2 separate regions of the Homo sapiens genome follow, and region 2 is linked to region 1. Evidence: chromatin contacts called from ENCODE Hi-C data. All regions are on one chromosome and are shown on one strand. The core of a region is the stretch at or near the end of the contact, and the rest is flanking DNA. Distances in the headings are between cores, read along the strand shown. Region 1 holds the start of TRIP10 (thyroid hormone receptor interactor 10). Region 2 holds the start of MBD3L1 (methyl-CpG binding domain protein 3 like 1).

Region 1 (4,444 bases), core at 1,351-3,850:
TAGCTGGGATTACAGGCGCGCACCACAACGCCTGGCTAATTTTTGTATTTTTAGAAGAGACAAGGTTTCACCATGTTGACCAGGCTGCTCTCGAACTCCTGACCTCAAGTGATCCACCTGCGCACCCTCCCAATGTGTGGGATTACAGGTGTGAGCCACTGTGCCCAACCCTATTTTTTTTTTTAATTTTACAATGAGAGGTGTTAACATTCACACTAAGTGGGATAAAAGTCAAAACTACAATTACCAGCCTGGCTAACATGGTGAAACCCTGTCTCTACTAAAAATATAAAAATTAGCTGGGCATGGTGGCAGGTGACTGTAATCCCAGCTACTAGGGAGGCTGAGGCAGGAGAATCGCTTGAACCTGGGAGGCGGAAGTTGCAGTGAGCTGAGATGGCGCCACTGCACTCCAGCCTGGGGGACAGAGTGAAACTCTGTCAAAAACAAAACAAAACAACTACAATTAACAAAAAGTTCAGGTCAGAGATTGCTGCCAAACAAGTGACCAAAACAACTTGATTTCCAGGGCTTTTTTGGATTTTGGAATTGGGGACTCAATTCCAAGTCAAATGCTCCTTACGGCGTTTGATATGGACTGCACACTGTTTAAACACATTCACTCAGCTCGTGTTCATGAAAGCCCTACAAAGCTGGAGGAATCGTCATCATTCCATTTCACAGATGAGGAAAACAGAGGCGCAAAACTTTAAGTCATCTGCCCAAAGTTACTGGTTTTGTAACTGCTGGGGCCTCTGTATTTAACAGTTAAGGAAAATAGTGGCAGAAAACCTGAGTCACAAGCCCAAGTCAATTTCTCTACATAGTAGTGGACTCAGGATTCCAAGCCAGATAATCCCGCATCTTGCATCCATGCTCTCACCTCTAGAAGGGGAAGTGAGAGGAGCGGTGGGGTGTCCCAGCTGAGGGAGGGGAAGTGAGACCCAAGCACCGCCTTTCCCCACAAATCTAGCCCTGCAGCCCCTCTCCAACCTTACTTGGACTCAGGATCATCCTTGGCAGGTCTCTTGGGCAGATATTTTTTCACCAGGCTCCTAAGGGGAGACAGAGGTAGGAGGGCTGAGCCCGCAGCCCTCCCACCGCTCCCCGTCGCCCCAGGCGCGTCCTCCGTAGCGTCCACCCCAGGGTCTCACCGCAGTTGTTTGGCGTAAGCCTGTTCCACTTCGGTGCGTTCTTTCACGAACTTTACATATCTGTCCAACAGGTCCAGCCCCCACTGCGTGTGGCGCTCGAGCACCTCGAACTGATCCTGACATGGGACATGGTGGGGGAGGAGGGGAGAGGGGCCGGGGTCACGATTTTGGGACCCCACAGCCCGCCGACCAGACTCCCAGGGAGGGCCAAGGCTCTGCGCTCCTAGAAGGAGTGGCTTCCCGGCGCCGCCCCGGCGTGGCGCGGGGGGAGGCAGGAAACTGGCGGGAACCCCCTCCCCTTCCCGGGAAGGGCCGGAGAACAGCGCCCAGGCCCCAGCCACCCCGGCCGGGAGATGGAGGTCTCCGACATAGGACCGCCAAGAGGGGCGTGGAAGGGGACAGGGCCACTCCCCCAGCTCGGGCTCCCCTAATCCCCCCGGATTCCGGAAAATCCGGCCGGCCCGGCGTGAGTCAAGGCCAGAGGGGCAGGGTTCCTGGCAGACTGGGGGCCCCTGAGTGGCCAGGGGGCAGGCACCAGGTTCCCTGAATCTCCCTGCTTCCAGGGATCCCCCGATGGGTGACTCAATTTACCCCACTGACCCCACTACACATCCAAAAGAAATCGCAGAATTGGAGGAGGGGGTGGCAGTCTGGTTACCCCCGCTGCACTAAGAACTCAGGGATTCCACCGCCCCCAGCAAGGGGAGGGGTCAGAGGTCCGGCTAGGATAGGGGGAAATTTCTGGGGCTTCCAGGGCTGAGGTTATAGGCGACCAGGGGGCGGTCCCGCCCTGGGCCTGGGGTGAGCAGGGGGAAGCCAGGGAGGGGGATCAGGCCGAGCTTAGCATCCCCCTTCCCCTCCATGAGCGTCCCCAGCCCCTAGGTGTTGATTAAAGGCGAGGGAAAGGGCGGTCAGGACTTCTAGGTCCCACGTGGGTGGGGATGAGGGTGACCAGAGGGTCCCCTCCCCCCTCCTAGCCGGACAGGCGGACGACGGGCAGGGACCCAGGGGCCGTAAGATAAGCCGCCTGCCCGGCCAGGGCGCCCAAAATAGGTGACCTCTCTCAGCCGCCCCGGCCTGGCCCCAGGATTCCTTCTGCCCGCCTCATTCGCAACCCTGTGCCTCAGTTTCCCCACTCCGGTCCGGCAAAGTCGCCCTTCGCCCCTGAGCGTGCTGAGACTCCCAGATAAACTTCGAGAGAGAGCGGAGGGTGGAGGGCGGGGACCCAGGGGTCGGTGGAAGGGAAAGGCGCGGAGCCCCCTCTAAGATACATTGGGGACAAAAGGGGGGTGCCTGGACCCCAGCAAAGGGGAACTTAGAGGCGGGCCGATTGGACTTACCCACAGCTCAGTGCCCCAATCCATGCTGCTCCCGCCGCCGCCGCCGCAGCCACCACCGCACCCGGTCCCCGCCGCCCGCCGCCCGCCGCCCTCCCCGGGGAGACTCAGCCGAGGGCGGTGCGCCTGGCCCCGCCCCGCCCCGCCCGGCCCCGCCCACCCCAGACTCTTCCCCGCCCCCCTGCACGCTCTGCCACGCCCCCACCCGCGCGGAGCCCAAGCACTGCGATTCGGGGGCGGGGCCCAACGGACGCTCCGCCCCCTTTTAAAGCAACGTTGCCACTCGACGCCGCTGGACCGACCCCTTAAAGAACCCCCACCCATTTTTTCCAAATCCCCGGGGTCCCTCTCGTCCTCTCATCTTCCTTCCCCGCTCCAAACGGTTCTTCCCATCTCCTTTTCCCCTTTCCCCGCAATTATTCCTTAAAGGGCCAAGACACTAAAACCCCAAACTCAAGAAGTCCTTCCTCAACCCCATTGCAGGGGCAACCTGAGGTCACCCCGTTCTTGCGAGCCGGCCCGGCTCCAGGCGTCTAGGTTCGTCCCACTAATGGTCTGGTCCCTCCGGCCACAGGGCGGATGAGAGGGTTTCGATCCAACCCAGGACGCGCCTTCGCCAAGGCCAGGTCCATTAACTCCCGCACCGCATCCTGCCTTCCCTCCCCCAGAGTCTCCGCTGGGAAACTGAAGACAGGCCGTCCTTGGGGCGCCAGGCCCAGGCCTTTCCCCAGCTGCCTTCCAGTTCGCGCCTGCATCTGCCCATTTTCCAGTTTAACCTGGTTTCATTCTCAGTACTGCCCCTGAGATTCCGACTCCGCCCCTCCCCCAGACATCTGGGCCATCTGGGCCCTGGAGAAGGGAAGTCTGTCACCTCTCCCATAAAAGTCTGTTCACACCTTGTAAATCCCTTTGAGGTGCTGGAATGAAAGAGGAGAGGAGGCACTGGGGATTCCCACTCCCATTCTCTCCGGGCTTTGGCGCTTTCTCTGCAGCCTCAGACAAGGCTGGGCGTCTTGCAGGGGGGCCCTTGGGTATACGTTCCCCTTACACAGAGCACCCAGGCTCCCAGAACAGAGAGATACAGCTGAGCCCAGGAGGAGAGCCTTGGGAGCCCACACTGGGACTGATGTCTCTGCTGAGACCTGGCCCCACCTGCTGGTGGCTTCTGAGCTAGAAAATGTCTGATTGCAGTTGGGCAATTGAACCCAGTGAGTTCTGTGGCTAGTCTCAAATGGGGGCTCAGCCTAGCAAAGTTCTGAGTTCACCTCTGCTCAGAGACTCAAACTGGAATTGGGGTTCAGTCCAGGTCAGCACCACCGTGGGGATAGGGGATAGAGGCCAGAGGCTTAACCAGAAGGATTAGCAACCCGGTAAGGGGTCAGGTCCAATCTGGAGTCAGGGCTAGTCCAGATCGGTGGCCTAAACCAGAGATTAAGCCTCAGTGTGTGGTGTGGGGGACGAGGGGGTGTCAGAGTTTCAGGCTGAAGTTAGGACTCAACTTGCAGAGAGGGAGTTCACCTGGGGTCAGAGTTCAGCCCGGAGTCCGGTCTAGCCTGGAATCTGGGGGTGGGGCTCCAATTGCCTCACTCTGGAATAAAAGGCTTAGCCTAAGGCTGGGGTCTCAGCCTGGGGTCATAGGTCATCCTAGGGTCAAACTTTAACCTGAGGCCAGCTTTAGGCCTCTCTGTGGACCAGGAAGATTAGGAAAACAGGTCAGGCCTGAACAGATGCGTGTGTTTACCAAAAGCCTCAGCTCTGGCTGGGAGCCACATCCCTGGCTCAAGAAGAGGAAGTCCGTCCTTGGGGATACTGGGAAAGGTAGTTTATTTAATGCTTTGTGGCCCTTGTCTGCTCCCGCTGCATTCTGGGTAATGTAGTCCCGGACAGTTAAGAGTGGGTGGAGAAATTCCGCTTTAAGGGCCGGATATCAGATCCATGACAATTGGTTAGATA
Region 2 (6,578 bases), core at 1,805-4,304, 2.1 Mb before region 1:
GCATCTTTTCATGTATATATTTGCCATTTGTGTATCTTCTTTGTAGAAATGACGATTCGAACTCTTTGTTCATTTTTCAGGCTGGGTGCAGTGGCTCACACCTGTAATCCCAGCACTTAGGGAGGCCAAGGTGGGCAGATCACTTGAGGTCAGGAGTTCAAGACCAGCCTGGCCAACATGGCAAAACCCTCTCTCTGCTAAAAATACAAAAATTAGCCAGGCGTGGTGGTGAACGCCTGTGGTCCCAGCTACTTGGGAGGCTGAGGCAGGAGAATCGCTTGAATCCAGGAGGCAGAGGATGCAGTGAGCCAAAATGGTGCCACAGCACTCCAGCCTAGGTGACAGAAGGAGACTCCACCTCAAAAAGAAAAAAAAAAAAAAACTCTTTGTTCACTTTTAATTGGGTATCTTTTTATTGCTGAGTCGCAAGCCTTTATATATTTTGAATACAAGTCATGTATCAGATAAATCATTTGTAAATGTCTTCACCCAGTCCATGTTTGTCTTTTTTCTTGATGGTGTCCTTTGAAGCATCAATGTTTTTTAATGTTAAGTCCAATTTATATATTTTTTCTTTCGCCACCTGTTTTTGATGTCATATCTAAGAAACAATTGCCTAACCCAAGATCACAAAGTTTGACACCTATGTTTTCTTCCAAGAAGTTTATAGTTTTAGCTCTTACCTTTAGGTCTATGATCTATTTTGAGCTCACTTTTGTACATGGTGTGAAGTAGAGGTCCAATTTCATTCTCTGTTTTTTGTTTGTTTCTTGGTTGGTTGGTTTTTTTTTTGTTTTTTTTTGGTTTTGGTTTGTTTTTTTTTTTTGATGGAGTCTCGCTCTGTTCTCAGGCTGGAGTGCAGTGGGGTGATCTCGGCTCACTGCAATCTCCACCTCCTGGGTTCAAACGATTCTTCTGCCTCAGTCTCCCGAGTAGCTGGGACTATAGGCGCCCGCCACCACGCCCAGCTAATTTTGGTATTTTTAGTAGAGACGGGGTTTCACCATGTTAGCCAGGATGGTCTCGATATCTTGACCTCGTGATCTGCCTGCCTCAGCCTCCCAAAGTGCTGGGGTTACAGGCGTGAGCCACCACGCCCAGCCCAATTTCATTCTTTTGTATATTGGCATCTAGTTGTCCCAGCACAATTTGTTGAAGAGAACAGTCTTTCCACAGTGAACTTTCCTAGTATATTGAATTTTGAACTTGTTCATTTTTGCTTAAACTTCCTTCAGCCACCTGAAAATGGATATTTTTGGGAAGCAGAGATCTAACTATTTTTTTCTGAAAGGACGGGTGCATGAAACAATATCATTCATTGAAAGTATTTCTTCCTGGCTGATTTTAAATGTTACCACTCTCTTACATAAAATTTTTTCCCTTTGCACTTACCAGTATCTTTTTTTGTTTATGGTTTTTGGTTTTTGTTTTGTTTTGTTTTTTGAGATGGAGTCTTGCTCGTCACCCGGGCTGGAGTGCACCGGCTGCAATCTCGGCTCACTTCAACCTCCACCTCCCGAGTTCAAGCTATTCTCCTGCCTCAGCCTCCCAAGTACCTGGGATTACAAGGCATCCGCCACCACGCCCGGCTAATTTTGTATTTTTAGTAGAGACGGGGTTTCACCATGTTGGCAGGCTGGTCTCGAACTCCTGACCTCAGGTGATCTGCCTGCCTCGGCCTCCCAAAGTGTTGGGATTACAAGCGTAAGCCACCAGGTCCAACCAGCACTTAGTGGTATCTAACGCACCAACCCACCATGTATTCTATTTATCACATTCACTGTCCATTTCTCCTGCCCAACTCACAACTAAAATGCACGTTCTCTGAGGGCAAGGACGTTTACCTATTTTGTTCAGTCTATATCCATGGTGTATAAAACAGAGACTTGTTGGGGGGGAGGTAATAGCATTTATTCCATGAATATGACTACGGCATACACACATACACACACATACATGTCCACACTATATCTGGAAAGATAGAGGAGAAAATTATTTTTGCCTCTGAGCAAAAGAACTGAAAGACCGTGGTGGGAGAATATTTGACTGACTTTGTACCATTCTTAAGTTTTCCTATATGTGTATCTATGACCCAGTCCTCTCCTGCTCCCCTAAACTCTTAGTGTTAAATCACTATGTTCTGCCTTGGGAAAGCAAGTTATAGACAAATGTGCATACATAATCTGATCCTATTGGGTTGTATGAACATGGGGCAGTAACTGTATCAACAATCTAGGGATCCAAGGAAGGCCCTACCCCTGAATCTGATCTCCCACAATCCTGGCTCCTGGGCCTATCCCAACCCACCCACATCATACACCCTTTTATTCATACCCAGATCCCTGCCCCTGGAACTGGTCTCCACCCACTGCCCCCTCCCCAGGCCTGGTGCAGCCCACAGTCCCGCCCCCAGAACTGGTCTCCGCCCACAGTCAGCCCCGCCCCCAGGCTTGCTGCCACCCCATAGCTCCGCCCCTAGAACTGCTCTCTGCCAATCACCACTGCCCTCCAAGACCGGTACACCCACAGCCTAGTCCCCGCCCTCCGCCCGGCCCGGAGCTTATCTCCGCCCACAGCCAGCCCCAACCTCCAGGGCTGTCACAACCACAGCCTGGTTCCCGCTCAGCCCCGCCCCGGAAATGGAGGTCTCCACCCCTGTAACTGGTCTCTGCTCAGTCATCCCCGCTCTAGAAGCCTTATACCATCCGCCCCGAGAACTGGGCCCCACCCACAGCCCCGACCCTGGAACTGGTCTCTGCCCAATCAGCCTCGCCCTCCAGGCCTGGTACGGCCTCAGCCGGTTCCCCGCCTTCAGCCCCGCCCCGGAACTGATCTCCGCCCACAACCAGCCCCGCCCCCAGGCCTCGTGCGGCTCACAGCCTGGCCCCGCCCCCAGGGCCAACCTTACCCCCGCTACTGCCCCAGGCCAGGGCCCAACTTTGTGCCCACTAAGCAAACTAGAACACCTCTGCCCAAGGCTGGGGTTCGCGGCCGCCGCTCCCGCCCGCCGCGCCTGTCGCCTAAGCGCCGAACCCCCAACACGCTCGACTCTGCGAGGCTGCCCGCGCGAGCCGGAAGGGGACGTGCAGCGCACCTCTCCCCAGACCGGAAGCGGAAGCGCGGGGCGGTACCGTGGGAGGGGCCGCGCGTGGGGCAGCGGGGAGCGAGTCCCTCCGTCCCCGCGAGTCGGCGCTTTTGGCCCCGCGGGAGGGGCCGGGCTCGGTGAGCGACTGGCGGGGGCTCGGGTCCGAGTCCAGGGGGCGACGTGGGCCGCGGACACCGCCAGCCACGGGCCCTGCGTCCCTCCAGGGAGCCGTGTTTCGGTTCATGAGGCCTCGGGCTGTGAGCTTAGGTCAGCACGAAGCTGCTGCTTGCTCCTGGGTCGGGGCCCCGCGCCGCTGTTGCCTCCTCAGGGAACCCCAGTCGCCCTCACCCGGGGCGATTCCGCACCCCAGGGGACTTTTGGCTGTAGCTGGAGACGACTGTGGTTTTCACAAATTGTGGGGAGGGGAGGCTGCTACTGTCACCTAGAGGGTGGAGGCCGGGGAAGAGGGACGCTGCTTGCTCTTAAAGATCCTACGTTGTACAGGACAGTCCCCCACAACAAAGAATTATCAGTAGTGCCAGGTTGGGAAACCCTGCTCTAGGGCCTTAAAAAAAAAATCTCTGCAGTTCTGAATAAACTACATAAATTGTTAAAAATTCAGTTTAGTCACTTAATAGGGCCTCTAAGTGACAAGATATTTTTAAAGCCTGTGGAGTCACCATAGAATCTCTCTCCAGCGTAGTAAGTTGAGCAAGTCAAATGCACACAGCGTTAAGCTGCTTTCTCCCCTCTTACGGAGCAGATGGCCAGATGGGAATCAGGTAAAGCCAGTCATGGCCCACAGGCTGGGCCCTTATTACACATTTAATCATTGAGTACCCAAAAAAAGTGAATGGGATGGTGTTTCCGGCAGCCGTATCCAACAACTGTACAACCTATACAAAGCCTCGAAAGAAATCTTTGTGTCTTTTTTTTTTTTTCAGATGAGAAAAGCATCATTCAAGCTCAGATTCGTGTTGAAGCCTGCCACAAGGTCCACCTGTTGTTGTGGGTTTTTGGGTGACCAGGTGAGTACAGTGTGGAACCTACAACAAGGTTTCAGCAGGCTCTGCTGTGTAGAAGAACTCCTCGTGGGCTTTTCCTGTGCTGGGGTTGTAACCACATTGAAGTCACTAAGAGTGAAGGTATCTTAAGGAAAGTTCAAGGTAAAAAGACAGAGGTGTTTATGGTTACATGTGTGTAAATAAGTAAATACAGTTACATGCAAATAAGTATCCACAAAACAAACATACAAATAACGTAAAGATGTGTAACTGTAGCTAAAGACAGATTTTCTGGTATGCCGTAATGCTAAAAGTTTCTGAATTTTATATAAGTATAGAAAATATTTACATGTATATGTAGTGTTACAAGTCTTCCCACTAACAACTAGCAGGACTACTTAGCAACATTTTTCAGGCCTGTTTGATTTGACTTTTTTTTTTTTTCTTGAGACCAAGTCTCACTCTGTTGGCCAGGTTGGAGTGCAGTGGCGCGATCTTGGCTCATGTCAACCTCCACCTCCCAGACTCAAGCAAATCTCCTGCCTCAGTTTCCTGAGTAGCTGGGACTACAGGCAAGTGCCACCACGCCCAGCTAATTTTGTTTGTATTTTTAGTAGAGACAGGTTTTTGCCATGTTGGCCAGGCTGGTCTTTAACTCCTGACCTCAAGTGGTCCGCCCACCTCAGCCTCCCAAAGTGCTGGGATTACAGGCAAGAGCCACCGCACCCAGCTGTTGATTTGATTTCTAAAGGCATATTGGCCCTCCACCAAACTTCAAAATATAAGGGCATTTGTAAAAAGGATGATTTATTAGTAACAAATTTAAAATTAAATTGACCGGCGACCAGATGTGTTTTGAGTAATGGGATTTTTTTTTTCCTAATGAGATTTGAAAACATTTGGAAGAATATTAAGCAACAACTTATAGATTGAAGGGTAGGGAACTGGTTTCCAAAAAGATTGTCCTCTGCACCTTGCCTCCTGTATTAGTCCTTTTTCACACTGCTATAAAGAACTACCTGAGAGTTTTCACACTGCTATAAATAACTCCCTGAGACTGAGTGACTTACAAAGGAAAGAAGTTTAATTGACTCAGTTCTGCATGGCGGGGGAGGCCTCAGGAAACTTACGATCATGGCAGAAAGCAAAGGGAAAGCAAGGCACGTCTTACATGGCAGCAGGAGAGAGAGAGAAGACATAAACGCCAAACTTCTAAACCATCAGATCTTGTGGGAACTTACTATCAGGAGAACAGCAAGGGGGAAGTCCGCCCCCATGATTCAGTCACCTCCTACCAGGACCCTCCTCTGACACATAGGGATTATTACAACTCGAGATGAGATTTGGGTGGGGGGACACAGAGCCAACGATATCACCTCCTAATAGGAATTAACTTTGTTTCTTAAAACTTCTCTGAAATAACAGTATGGTGATTCATATTGCAGAGAATCATGTTAAGTAATCTAGTATTAAATTGTGGGGTTTCTACTAATTGTGTGTGTGTTCACCTTTTCCATTCTAGCTTTCCTACAGCATTCTTGAAGGAATGTTTACTTATCATGCAATAGATATTATTTGAGTGCACAGTTAATGGTGACCAACCATCCTCATTTTTTCAGGACCAAGGGGTTTGCTAGGGCACAGGGCATCCAGTGTTCAAACCGGGACAATCCTTGGCAAACCAGGTCGCCTCCATGAGTCAGGTCCTAGGTCAGATGCACAGGGACCCTGGAGGACCTGAAATGGCCCCTGTCCTACATAAAGTTTACCTTCTAACAGGGAAGATAAATTTTAAACCATGAATGACAGGAGTGATGTGGGAGCTTGGCACTAGTGAACTTGATCAGAGGGAACAGGGAAGCTTTCTTGGGAAGGATATTTAGCTTGAGAGCTTAAGTTGTTACAGAACCAAACTGGGGTCTGCTCACCTGGTGGTGCAGTGAAACCAGATGTCTATATTGAGGGTTGCTACGATAGATAGAAAGGCTTTTATTGCACAGCACTAAGCAAGGAGGACCAGACATTAAATGTTCAAATCCTGGCCTCCCCAGTGGCTTTTAGGCAAGGAATTTTTTTTTTTTTGAGATGGAGTCTCACTCTGTTACCCAGGCTGGAGTACTGTGTTGCAATCTCAGCTCACTGCAACCCCCGGCCTCCCGGGTTCAAGCAGTTCTGCCGCAGCCTCCTGAGTAGCTGGGATTACAGGCGCCTACCACCATGCCCGGTTAATTTTTGTATTTTCAGTAGAGACGGGGTTTCACCATGTTGGCCCGGCTGGTCTTAATCTCCTGACTTCGTGATCCACCCGCCTCAGCCTCCCAAAGTGCTGAGATGATACAGGCATGAGCCACCACACCCGGCCTTTTTTTTTTTTTTAATGAGACAGAATCTCACTTGGTCACCCAGGCTGGAGTGCAATGGCACGATCTCAGCTCACTGCAACGTCTGCCTCCCAGGTTCAAGTGATTTTCCTGCCTCAGCCTCCCCAG

What was found. A loop is a pair of places that touch in the nucleus more often than their neighbours do. Pooled maps may share reads with other maps.
Region 2: a pooled map shows a loop between it and region 1 (20-fold over the local background). The contact joins the promoter of MBD3L1 here to the promoter of TRIP10 in region 1. A Hi-C loop is called at or near these places in 14 of 50 pooled maps.

The regions. Positions count from the first base shown.
Region 1 is chr19:6,737,836-6,742,279 of GRCh38, reverse strand. It overlaps TRIP10 (thyroid hormone receptor interactor 10), which reads right to left and starts at 2,600. Exons shown (of 15, transcript NM_001288962.2): 1 at 2,495-2,600; 2 at 1,155-1,270; 3 at 999-1,055. The coding sequence starts at 2,518. RefSeq lists silencers at 2,346-2,435, 2,476-2,755 and enhancers at 1,739-2,506, 2,956-3,085, 3,106-3,195, 3,275-4,043, 4,176-4,235.
Region 2 is chr19:8,828,853-8,835,430 of GRCh38, reverse strand. It overlaps MBD3L1 (methyl-CpG binding domain protein 3 like 1), which reads right to left and starts at 3,054. Exons shown (of 3, transcript NM_001393532.1): 1 at 2,909-3,054. It overlaps ZNF558 (zinc finger protein 558), which reads left to right and starts at 3,127. Exons shown (of 10, transcript NM_144693.3): 1 at 3,127-3,222; 2 at 4,030-4,113. RefSeq lists silencers at 2,318-2,577, 3,078-3,347.